Linked DNA regions of Homo sapiens: region 1 is linked to region 2. Evidence: chromatin loops called from intact Hi-C (ENCODE). Cell type or tissue: endothelial cell of umbilical vein. All regions are shown on one strand. Each heading gives the region's core, and the rest is flanking DNA. Links, peaks and the distances in the headings are about the cores only.

Region 1 (5,379 bases), core at 312-5,311, 100 kb before region 2:
AATTACTTTCCTAGAACCTTAGCTTCATTTCTGTGGCACCCTCTAGGCCTATGGATTTTAACTTTTTTTTCTTTTTGAAGTAACACATCCCTTTGAGAATGCAATGAAAGCTACAGCAATATCACCAGAAAAATACACATTCCCAAAGCAAACATGGACACATTTGCAGGGGATTCAATGATTCCTGGGTTAAGATTTTCTGGTTTAGGTCCAAGAGGGTAAAAAATACATGACAATCCAGACGGAATGGTTATTGGCTTTGTAAAAGGATTTATTGTAGTATTCCCATTGCAACTTTCCCAGTATCATTAAAATCGGATTCCATTTACAAAAACTGACTTTATTTAGCACATTTCAAGAACACATTTTATTTCATTAAAGCAAGCCTCTTTTAACAAAACATATTTATCAAATGCCCATTATGTGCCTAATAAGGTGGTGGGTGCTGCGAGGAACAAAAGAAGCTTAACATGTGGTCCCTGCCCTCTGCGTTTCTTTCTAATTGGAAAGGCAAGTGAACAAGGCAGCATGAGATGTATTAGCGCTATATGCTGATATAATCAAGTACTAAATTGTGTATGCTTGTGTGGGTGGGCGCACAAGCCTCACATATCATTCTCTGACCTTGAATTGTACACAAATCATTAGCGTCAAACTGGAATTGCCGACTGCTCCCCCACCCTTCGTCTTCGCTTGGCTGACTTCCATCACAGCCTCTCCCTCTATGTCTGAAACATACTTTAGAAAAGAGGGGTGAAACAAGACAGTGAGGAAGAGAGAAGAATCAATAAAGAAAAAAATAGGTCACCTGTCTGTGGTTACTGCCGCAAATAGATTCCATCTTGGGCGGGGTCTGACCCAGGAGCCCCCAAGCTCCGTGAAAACCTCTCTGGGGGACACACAGCAGCTTATCTTCCTTGTTTACAAATTAACTGCCTTCTGTCGGTGACTGAGTCTGAAGAGGCAGAGGGATGGTGCAAAGAAGGCCTGGCTACCAGGAATAGGCACTCAGCCACACTGAAGGTCCAAACTTTGTTCTGTATTCACTGCCTAAATCCATGTGCATTTAGCACTGGAGAAGATCTGCAGGAAAATCGCTGGGTGAGGAGAGACAAGCGTGTCCCTCCCTAACATTTGTGGAGCCCAAGGCAAGAGTGCAGATGTACCACAGGCCTCATCCTTAATTGTTATACTTCAAGCTAACAAACAATTAAGTACAATATGTCCTATCAGCTGATCTTGACAAGTATACCTTCGTGGCCACTGGGAAGGCCAGTTTGATGTAGAATCCCTGCCTCCTGGGGGTTCTGCAGGTTGGGTTCCCTGGACCACCCAATTCCCTTTCCATCCCTGGCTCTGTGTTGTACCTCAGGAGCTTCCTACATTTGTGGGACATTCCTGGCCATACCTCCAAGGTCCACCTGCATGCCCCTTGGCCATTCTTTGGGCCTAGAGGTGCACACAGCTGTGTGGCCACCTTCCAGAAGACGGACCTGGGAAAACAGACTTGAAATTCTCTAAGCAGAGAATCTGGGGCTCCGGGTATCCAAAGAATGGTCTAGAGGTGGGAACACAGGCTCTTGCCTTGCTTCTGCAGACTACTTGCGGTGGTAGACATGTATGTGGTCAGAGGAGGACCCAAGCAGGCTCTCTAAGGCTGAGGCCAGCTCAGGAGCCCCTCAGTGCGCATGTCTAAGGCGTAACTGCAGAAAGGAAGAAAGACTTGGTGAGGAGATTAAGGCAGAGTCATTAAGACTGCCTAGTTCATTTTGGGGGGAAGAGGATAAGTTGGGAAGAGTTAAACAAGAGGAAAAAGAGGCTGATGAAAAGAAGGGAGAAGCCCAGAACCTGGACCACTTCTACAAAGATAGGGACTCCTAATTTATTATTGTGTTTAGTTAGAGAATGAAAAAAAAAAAAAACAAAAAAAAAACCTTTTACAGAGGTCAAAGGGCTCTGTAATTCAGGGACAAGGGATATGAAAGGCAAAAGAAGGATGGTTTTGGAGCTAAAAGCAGGGACTAGGAATGATTTCTCCCCAAGGTCACCTGGATCCATCTTATTTCTGCACCTTCCCCTCTTTCATGATGGATACTGGACCCTTGAACCATTCAAGAAGAAACATTCCACCTTATTGTATCCCCTAAAAGAAAACACAACTGAAGGTTAATTTTGATTCTCCAAGGAGAAAAAGAATAACTATTTAGACAAATAAAGTGAAGTATTTCATTGAATTTTTAGCTAGACAGAGAGAAGATAGTTGCTGTATTTGAAATTGCACTATTTGCAGAATTAAAGAGGAAAGGATATTTTAAATTTTGCCCAAATATGCTTGGTAGAACTGAAGGAAACTCTAATGATATTTCAACATTATAATTTGTCTCCATTTCACAAATTCTTTGTTTTATAAATAAAATGTTTGAGTGATTTAAGAGGGAAGAACATAACAAGTAAAGCTTTGTGGCAAAAAAAAAAAAAAAAAAAAAAAAAAAAAAGCAAGTTTGCATTACTATTTTCCTAAATGTATTTTTATCCATATTTCACTTTTTTTCTGATCAGCTTACTAGTCAGAGAATTTGAGATTCCTTGAGAGTCCTATAATTCTGCGTAACATTGTCCCTCTTGCTCCCAAACATGTTGATGGCAATTATAGGAAGTGAGTAAGTGAACATAGTTGACTTTTAGTCATCAGGAATTTATCATTCAAGATTTCTTTTTCTTTTTTTTTTTTTTTTTTTTTTTTTGAGACGGAGCCTCGCTCTGTCGCCAGGCTGGAGGGCAGTGACGCGATCTTGGCTCACTGCAACCTCCGCCTCCCAGGTTCAAGCAATTCTCCTGCCTCAGCCTCCCAAGTAGCTGGAATTACAGGTACACACCACCACACCCAGCTAATTTTTGTATTTTTAGTAGAGACAGGTTTCACCGTGTTGGCCAGGATGGTCTTGATCTCTTGACCTCGTGATCTGCCCACCTCGGCCTCCCAAAGTGCTGGGATTACAGGCGTGAGCCGCCGCACCTGGCCCATGAAAGATTTTTATTCATCACAAGTGAAGCCAACAAGTAAGTCATAGTATGAGTAATTAATTATTATACTGGAGTGTGAATTTGAAGCCTGTGCAAGGAACACACCCATCAGAAAGTTTGTGAATGAGCCACACCATGGCCCAGAGTCTGTATCTTCCTGCAGCCTCTGCTTCCCTGCCTGTCACCCACCTCAAAGTAGCTCTCATGAAATGATCATTTGTTATTATTCTTCATCACTATTTACCTTTTACAAATGTTATTAAGTTCATGTCTGAAATTGCTACAATAGTGATGTCATTGACACCTATGGTGAAAAATTATATTTTATGGCAGATATTATTTTACAAGCTTCTGTAAGTTTCTTTGGTCCTGTATTTGTCACATCATTATGGACCTGAAGATGTGCCCACTAATGAAATATTTTGTTACAATTTGTTGAGTTTTGTGGGGAAACTTGTCTGCTCTTGCAGTTTGTTCAAATTTGGCATCAAGAATGTTTCTGGATATATTCCCCTCCCATGTCAAGGGTTTTTAGTACAAAAAAAAAAAAAAAAAAAAAAAACCCATGTTCTGGTATTACCACAGAAAGTGAAGGTACAGAAATTAGGAAGTAAACACAAATATAGCACACTAATTGTAACTTGTTACATTTGTAGAGCATTTTATGTTCTGAGTGTTTGAGCAATCACCACTTTCATCTTCCTTTTGAGAGAGGAAGAAACAATGTTACTCTGCTCATTTTATAAATAAGAAAAGGCAGCTGGGCACGGTGGCTCACACCTGTAATCCCAGCACTGTGGGAGGATCACCTAAGGTCAGGAGTTCGAGACCAGCCTGACCAAAATGGAGAAACCCCGTCTCTCCCAAAAATACAAAATTTGCCAAGCATGATGTCACATGCCTGTAATCCCAGCTACTCAGGAGGCTGAGGCAGGAGAATTGCTTGAACCCTGGAGGTGCAGGTTGTCGTGAGCCAAGATCACACCATTGCACTCCAGCCTGGGCAACAAGAGCAAAACTCTGTCTCAAAAGGAAAAAAAAAAAAAAAAAAGGGCACAGGAAAAAGTGTGTAATGTGCCAGAAATCAGAAATCTCACAACAAACAAATGAACAAAGAATAAGACTTACCATATTTTTTAACACCTGAATGTTAAACATTATGCTAAGCATTTCACATATATCAACTCCCACCTTCACAGCAACCCTGTAATGAAGGTACTACTATTTTTTTTTTTTTTTTTTTTGGAGACAGAGTCTCACTCTGTCACCCAGGCTGGAGTGCAGTGGCGCAACCTTGGCTCGCTGCATCCTCCGCCTCCTGGGTTCAAGCGACTTTCCTGCCTCAGCCTCCTGAGTAGCTGGGACTACAGGTACCTGCCACCACGCCCAGCTAATTTTTGTATTTTTAGTAGAGACAGGGTTTCACCATGTTGGCCAGGGTTATCTCTATTATTATTCCCATTTTGTAGAAGAGGCAAGTGAAACTCGATGTATTTTGACAGCCTGAGAAGGGTCCCATAGCTAATAACTGGAGCCAAGGTTCAAATCCAGCCTGTACTGCTCCATATTCCGAGCTTTTCCACTCAACACTGCTACCTACATTTGGGTCTCCAGAGTCCTATTCTAGTTCTATTCTAGTCCAGTGCCCTTTCCACTTCTTATATGGGTATTCATTGACTTATTAATTCATTTGTTCATTACAGAGCACCTCCTCTTTGCCATGCATTGTGTTCTGGGTGGCAGCTACAGAGATAGTGAAGAGGAGGAGTATCCACTCTTACCCAGCACATGTCTGGGGAGACCAATGGGTCAACAGCAAGATTACAGCATAGCATGAGTGGTCTGTGACAAAAACAAAGGGCAACATGAATGGTCAGAAGAGATATTTGAGCTGAATATCAAAGGATGTGGAAGTTTGTCCAAGAAAAAGGGAATTCCGAGACAGTGAGCTGGATGGTCAAACGCAGTTTGGAGTTGGGGAGGCAGTTACTGGAGAGATAAGAAAGTCAGAATGTGAGGGGCATCTGTGGATAACTCTGTGGTTTCCAAACATGTTTGCCCACTAGAATAACCTAGGGTCTTTAAAAAAATGTCAAAATACAGGCCACATCCCTGACCAATGAACTCTTAATCTCTGGGGCTGGGACATAGGCATCAGTTTGTTTTTTTTGTTTGTTTGTTTTTGAGACAAGAGTTTTGCTTTTGTTGCCCAGGCTGGAGTGCAATGGCACGATCTCAGCTCACTGCAACCTCCGTCTCCCAGGTTCAAGCAATTCCCCTGTCTCAGCATCCCAAGTAGCTGGGATTACAGGTGCCTGCCACCATGCCCAGCTAATTTTTGTATTTTTAGTAGAG
Region 2 (5,379 bases), core at 186-5,185:
GATGCAATCCTGCAAGCACACTGAGGCTAAATATACCCTCTCAGTCCAGGATTCAGCCAAATAAACAGGGGCAGCATCAACATGATTTTTTTAATCCAATGCTGAACAGGATTTTTTAGTTAGATTAATTAAGCAATTCTGTTTATTTTGGCAATTGAAGTCATTTCGGCTCCCCCTGAACCTTTAACACCTAAGCATCATTTTCTCTCCTGATTGAAGAACTGACCAGAAGCCCTGGTGCAGGGAACTCACATGTTTGAATACCGTGTGCCTCTTTAGCTCCGTACTTCTCGTTGCTTAAACAGATGGCCCCCTCAGCAGCCGACTCCGAGCAGCTGCCTTGTTCATTCTCACAGAATCCAGACTCCTCTTCAGCTTTGCCTAGGGCCTTAGTCATTCAAGGGAGAATAAACTCTAGGATTCCCTATCAGGAATGTATCCTTTGGGGACTTGACAAAGGAAAAGAATGTTAAAATCTTTCCAGGTGTAATCCTGTGGCAGGAGGAATCTCCTCTGTAGAGTTAAGTTCTTGTCCACAAGGATGCAGATCTTTCAATCAGACCCTAAAAAGTTAGATTGTCATCCCTGGATAAGTCCCTGGGTTCCTGGAGAAAGTTCTATTCCTCCTGAATCTTTAGGACAAGCAGTATCCACCAAATACCACTGGTCAGTTTCCCTTTAACCAAGATCAGCCAGTTGCAGGCCTTCATAGACCAGGAAGACACTGTGCCAAGAGAAGCCAGAGGAAACAATGTCAGGAAGCCTAACTTTGGCACATAGACACGAAATATGCACACGCACCCCCTCTCCAGCCCTCCTCAGGAAAGAAAGGGGGGCTTTCTTTCCTCCATGGGCTGTGCCTGGCCACACCCCACCAGATTAAAGCCCCGTCAGATGGTTGTTAGGGTCAACGAGGTCTACAGAGAACAGTTTATTCTCAACCATTTCTACCTGCCTTTTATCCAGGGTTCACGGGGGTTAAAGTTTTGGCCATGAGTGTAGCGATGGAGCCTCATGTGACACTTGCATACTTTCTCGAGGAGGCCTGCCTGCAAACATAAGTTTTGTATTCCCATTGAGGAAATCAGTTCCTCGATTCTGTCCTTTGAATATCCTTTTTTGGTTTATGATGCTGAATATTTCTGTAACTCTCTGTAGGTTGGGGGCCTCTTTGGGGACCGTTATCATTTGGCAAACACTATTACTCATCAAAATGTATTAATCAGGGCCAGCCACAAAAGCAAAGGTACTATAAGCAGTGGGCTTGAAAAATCAACAAGACAGGAGAAAAAGAAATGCAAATGAATGATAATCACAATCACTGTCCCTTATTCATGCATGCTAGGGCCAAGTGCTCTAAGCATGCTACATATAGCACCTTAGGAAGCCTCACAAAAACCCTGTGAAGCTGCATCCTTTCTGTTCCCATTCTTCCTTTTTAGTCACCTATTGTGTCCCAGGCGCTGGGCTAGACACGGGGGATATAGTGATGAATTAGATGGACAAGGCCCTGCACTCATGGAACAGAGGACATGCATGGTAATGAAACATACAATTGCACAAATATTTTCTAGAGGCCAGGGACTAGTTAGGATTCTGCAGCTCGAACAAGAGTCCTTCATCCATGCAAGTTTCTGCATGTGGCATAGAAGCTCCTAGAAACCCACACTGGGCTCCCTGGGCTCTCGGTCCATCCAACCTCTCTAGCCTGACTTCTTCCTGTCTCATGCCCTATGCTTCACAATCCAGCAATATAGAACTGCTTGTCCACAGGGCTGTTCTTTACCTTCATTACTTTGCTCATGTTGTCCCTCTTCCTCTAACACATTAACCAATTCCCACACAGCTTCCAGGATCTACTCCCGGAGAAAACTCTCCCTGACTCCCCTTGACCCAGCCAGGCTGGGTTAGTTGAGCTTCTTTTGTGATTCCAGAGTCCCCCGTGCTAATCTCTATCACTGCACTTGCCTCACCGTTTCACAGGCATCTGTTGAGGGGCCTGTTTCTCACTAGCCTAGGTGCTCCCTGGGGATATACTTTGTTCATCTTTTTAGCCCCTGTCAAGTAGCACACTTCCTGACCTGTAGAGGGCCATCAGCGAATACTTGCTGGATGAATATGCATCTGTGCATGAGAATGTGCCTTCTGTGCTCTAGTGGAGAAGGTTAGGAACTGGGGGACTCTGTGTCCTATCTAATCATCATTAATGGGATGAAAGGAAGCCTAGTAAGGTCCAGCAGTAGAGGCTGTAGCTGTTGGAGCAGGGAGGAGGAAGAAGGGGAACAACTGTGAAAACCTCTCCAATTCCCCTAACGCCCCCTCCAGACTCTCTTTGATCACTTGCAGTGGTGGGAAATGAAGCAACCTGTTCCATGGTCCATTCTGTCGAAAAGTTTTCCCTTTTGTTAAACAAACTTGGCTGAAGACTTTTAGAAAGCTGTCCTCTAGGGCCGGGTGTAGCGGCTCATGCCTGTAATCCCAGAACTTTGGGAGGCTGAGGCAGGCAGATCACCTGAGGTCAGGAGTTCAAGACCATCCTGGCCAACATGGTGAAACCCCATCTCTACTAAAAAATACAAAAATTTGCCAGGTGTGGTGATGCGTGCCTGTAATCTCAGCTACTCAGGAGGCTGAAGCAGGAGAATCACTTGAACCCGGGAGGTGGAGGTTGCAGTGAGCCGAGATTGCGCCATTGTACTCCAGCCTGGGCAACATGAGTGAAACTCCATCTCAAAAAAAAAGAAAAAGAAAAGAAAAGAAAGCTGTCCTCTAGAACAACAGAGCAATTTGACTCTCTTTTCTATATAACAATTCCTCAAGTATTTCAAGAGAGTTGTCACGACCATCCTGTACTCATTTTTCTTTCTTAAATGATTCTAGTTGTCCAGCTGTTTCTCACTCTCATGTCACACCATTCTGGATACACTCCAGCCTCTTGGTATCTCTTTCAGAACGTGGTGTCCTGAGCTGAACAATATTCCAGATGGCTTCTGATGGGTATAGAATATAGTAGTACAGTTTCTTTCCTGAATCTGCAGCTTAAGTTCAAATTCACGTGTTTTACAGCCTCATCACTTTGTCAGTTCTTACTGTTCCTTTGGGCAATGAAGCGCCTTGGTGTTCTGTATACAATGAACTCTTGTCTGGCCACATTTAATAATTATAAAGTTATTGAGCGTGTCCTGTGCCCATGAGCCAGGCGCTGTGCTAAACATGGTGCCATCAGTCCCTTTTAATTCTCCCACCTACACTGAGGCTGAGTGAGGTTAAGTAATTTTCCCGAAGTGCTGGGATTACAGCCCAGCAGACTGATTCCAAAGCCCACATTCTATCTATCCCACTTCCCTGCCTCCCATCCTGAACTTGTGTAGCTGGTTTCTTGTTCACCTGAATTCTAGATTTACCTCTGTTAAGTTTGACCTGAGTTTCTGCTCAACTTTCAGCATCTTGGAAACTCCACAGGGAGAATTTAGCTCATCTTTTCAGGTTTGTATCATTGTATCTGCTGCCTTCATCTACATCAGTGACAGTGCCTTATCACTCCCCGTTAGAGAACTCTTTCTAGATTGACACCAATCTGGGTACCAGTAGGACCAGACTTTCAGCCAGCTTCCAAGGAACCTACTCTTGACTTCTATGCACTGTTTTCCATTTTGTCCAAAAGTTGTCATGAGAGAGTTTGCCAAATACCGTGTTGTTGAGAAGTATCACATATGTGGCATTCCCCTACTATAATCAGTTAACAGCAGTACAGAATAATGGGAAAGGTGGCCTCTTTGTTTTACATATTTTCAGAAATCCTGTTTAATCTTTTGTCCTAAAACTTTGCAAGAAATCAATATCATGTTCGCCTTTACCCCCTGTGTGAAAGTGGGCTATTGCCTTGCTTCTCTTCATGGTTCATTCCAGTATTCCATTATTTATTCATTCTCGATATTAACAGTGTTTCCATAACCACAGATGCAAAAAAATATTTTTATCTTAAATCATTTTTCTTTTCCCAAAAATATTAAAATAATGCATACTTCTTATAGAAAAATCAAAATAGGTAAAGAAAGCACAAAACAAGGCTGTCTAACAATCCTAGAGACAGCCTCTAACATCTGCAGTTCTTTTAATAACCTAGAAAGCAATTTGCCTAGGTGCTAAAACAATTTATGGCCAGAACCTAGAGTTGGTCTTCCACACCTAGAGCAGGACTACAGCCTAATAGCAGCTAGAAAAATTGTAAGGGAGAGATGCTGGTTCAAGGTGAGGAGTCAGGCCGGGACCTGGGGCAAGGGCAGGGTGGATGTGGAGGGGTAGGAAGCAGGAGTTCCCTGCCACGTGAGCCCCACAGACACCAGCCTGTTCCAGCAGGTTCATTCTGTTTCTGCTGCATACTTCAGTGTGTTGATATTCAAGGCAGTATATTGGAGTCCCCCATCCCTCTGGATGTTATTTCCCTGGGGGAGTAACCAGACTGCTCTTCTGCTGCGGCTCTTCTCTTTCTGTCATAACTGCTGTGCCCTGTACCATCCAGCTGGAGAGTTTTATCTGGACACATTTCTGTCTTCCCCTCAAATGTCAGTTTGAACATCAGGGATCAGAGGAGAAATCACATGGGCGAGAAGGTTCTTTCTGGGTGACTGTGATTTGTTGGACATCTGTCTCCCAAGTACATGATGTTCATTTTAGAACCAGTCTCTCAACCAATCACTGTGATTTTTCACAGATGGATGGATGGACAAACATCTAACAAAATGTCTTGTAGATTCTCATCAAGAGAGGTTCAGGTGCCACGATGCCCAGAGGTCCCTTCCAGCTCAGTGGTTCTCTGAGTGTGTGATTGATATTTTGGAAACAGGGATATCACTTGGTGTATTTGTCAGTGGCTGGTGATCTTCAGGAAACTTTAGTTTGGTCCAGGAAAAGCCTTGAGGAAGATGTGACTAGTATGGGGGAATTTGGAGAAGAGACAAGCTAGTCATCAGATGACATGGATAAGGTGGAAAAGCCAATTCTGAGACAGTTGTTGCTGGAAAATAAACGGGGACATCAGGAGAGGACCAGAAATGTTTGATAACGTACCGAGCATACTCCTGCAGCCGAACATGGCTGGAGGGGAGGCAGGAAACCTGCTGTAACTCTCATGTCAAGAGCTTGGCCCTAAAAGGCCACAATGGGTCATACAAATCGAGGTTTCAGACCCAGATTAAAGTGTGTGTCTGGTATCAAATGAACAGCTGGGCATACATCAGTCTTTCTGGCCACCTCTGCACACACAGATCGATAACAATCAGCTGTAGTAGCCATATCTTAAAATATTAACAAAAAAAAGTTAAAAGATATATTCAGATTCTACCGTGACTCCTTGGTTTTCTTCCTTTACACAGCAAC

Evidence for each region. Hi-C counts contacts between places; a loop is a spot of excess contacts. Peaks named below come from ENCODE experiments on the same cell type or tissue, not always from the same donor. Only the 100,000 strongest peaks of a DNase experiment are listed, where the experiment ranks them.
Region 1: a loop joins it to region 2, with 2.9 times the contacts of the local background. A loop is called at or near these places in 6 of 110 quality-filtered maps.

The regions. Positions count from the first base shown.
Region 1 is chr4:139,862,040-139,867,418 of GRCh38, reverse strand. All of the region lies in intron 2 of MAML3 (mastermind like transcriptional coactivator 3), which reads left to right. Among named protein-coding and RNA genes, the nearest start is that of MGST2, 200 kb to the right of the region's middle. In endothelial cell of umbilical vein, for the core only: no CTCF peak of the experiment used is centred there; a DNase peak (open chromatin) is centred at 2,628; H3K27ac peaks cover 368 bases.
Region 2 is chr4:139,758,329-139,763,707 of GRCh38, reverse strand. The region is part of intron 2 of MAML3 (mastermind like transcriptional coactivator 3); the gene reads left to right. It overlaps LOC124900781 (a long non-coding RNA gene), which reads right to left and starts at 652. Exons shown (of 2, transcript XR_007058276.1): 1 at 1-652. In endothelial cell of umbilical vein, for the core only: a CTCF peak has its summit at 2,063 (motif pointing right); a DNase peak (open chromatin) is centred at 757; H3K27ac peaks cover 1,167 bases.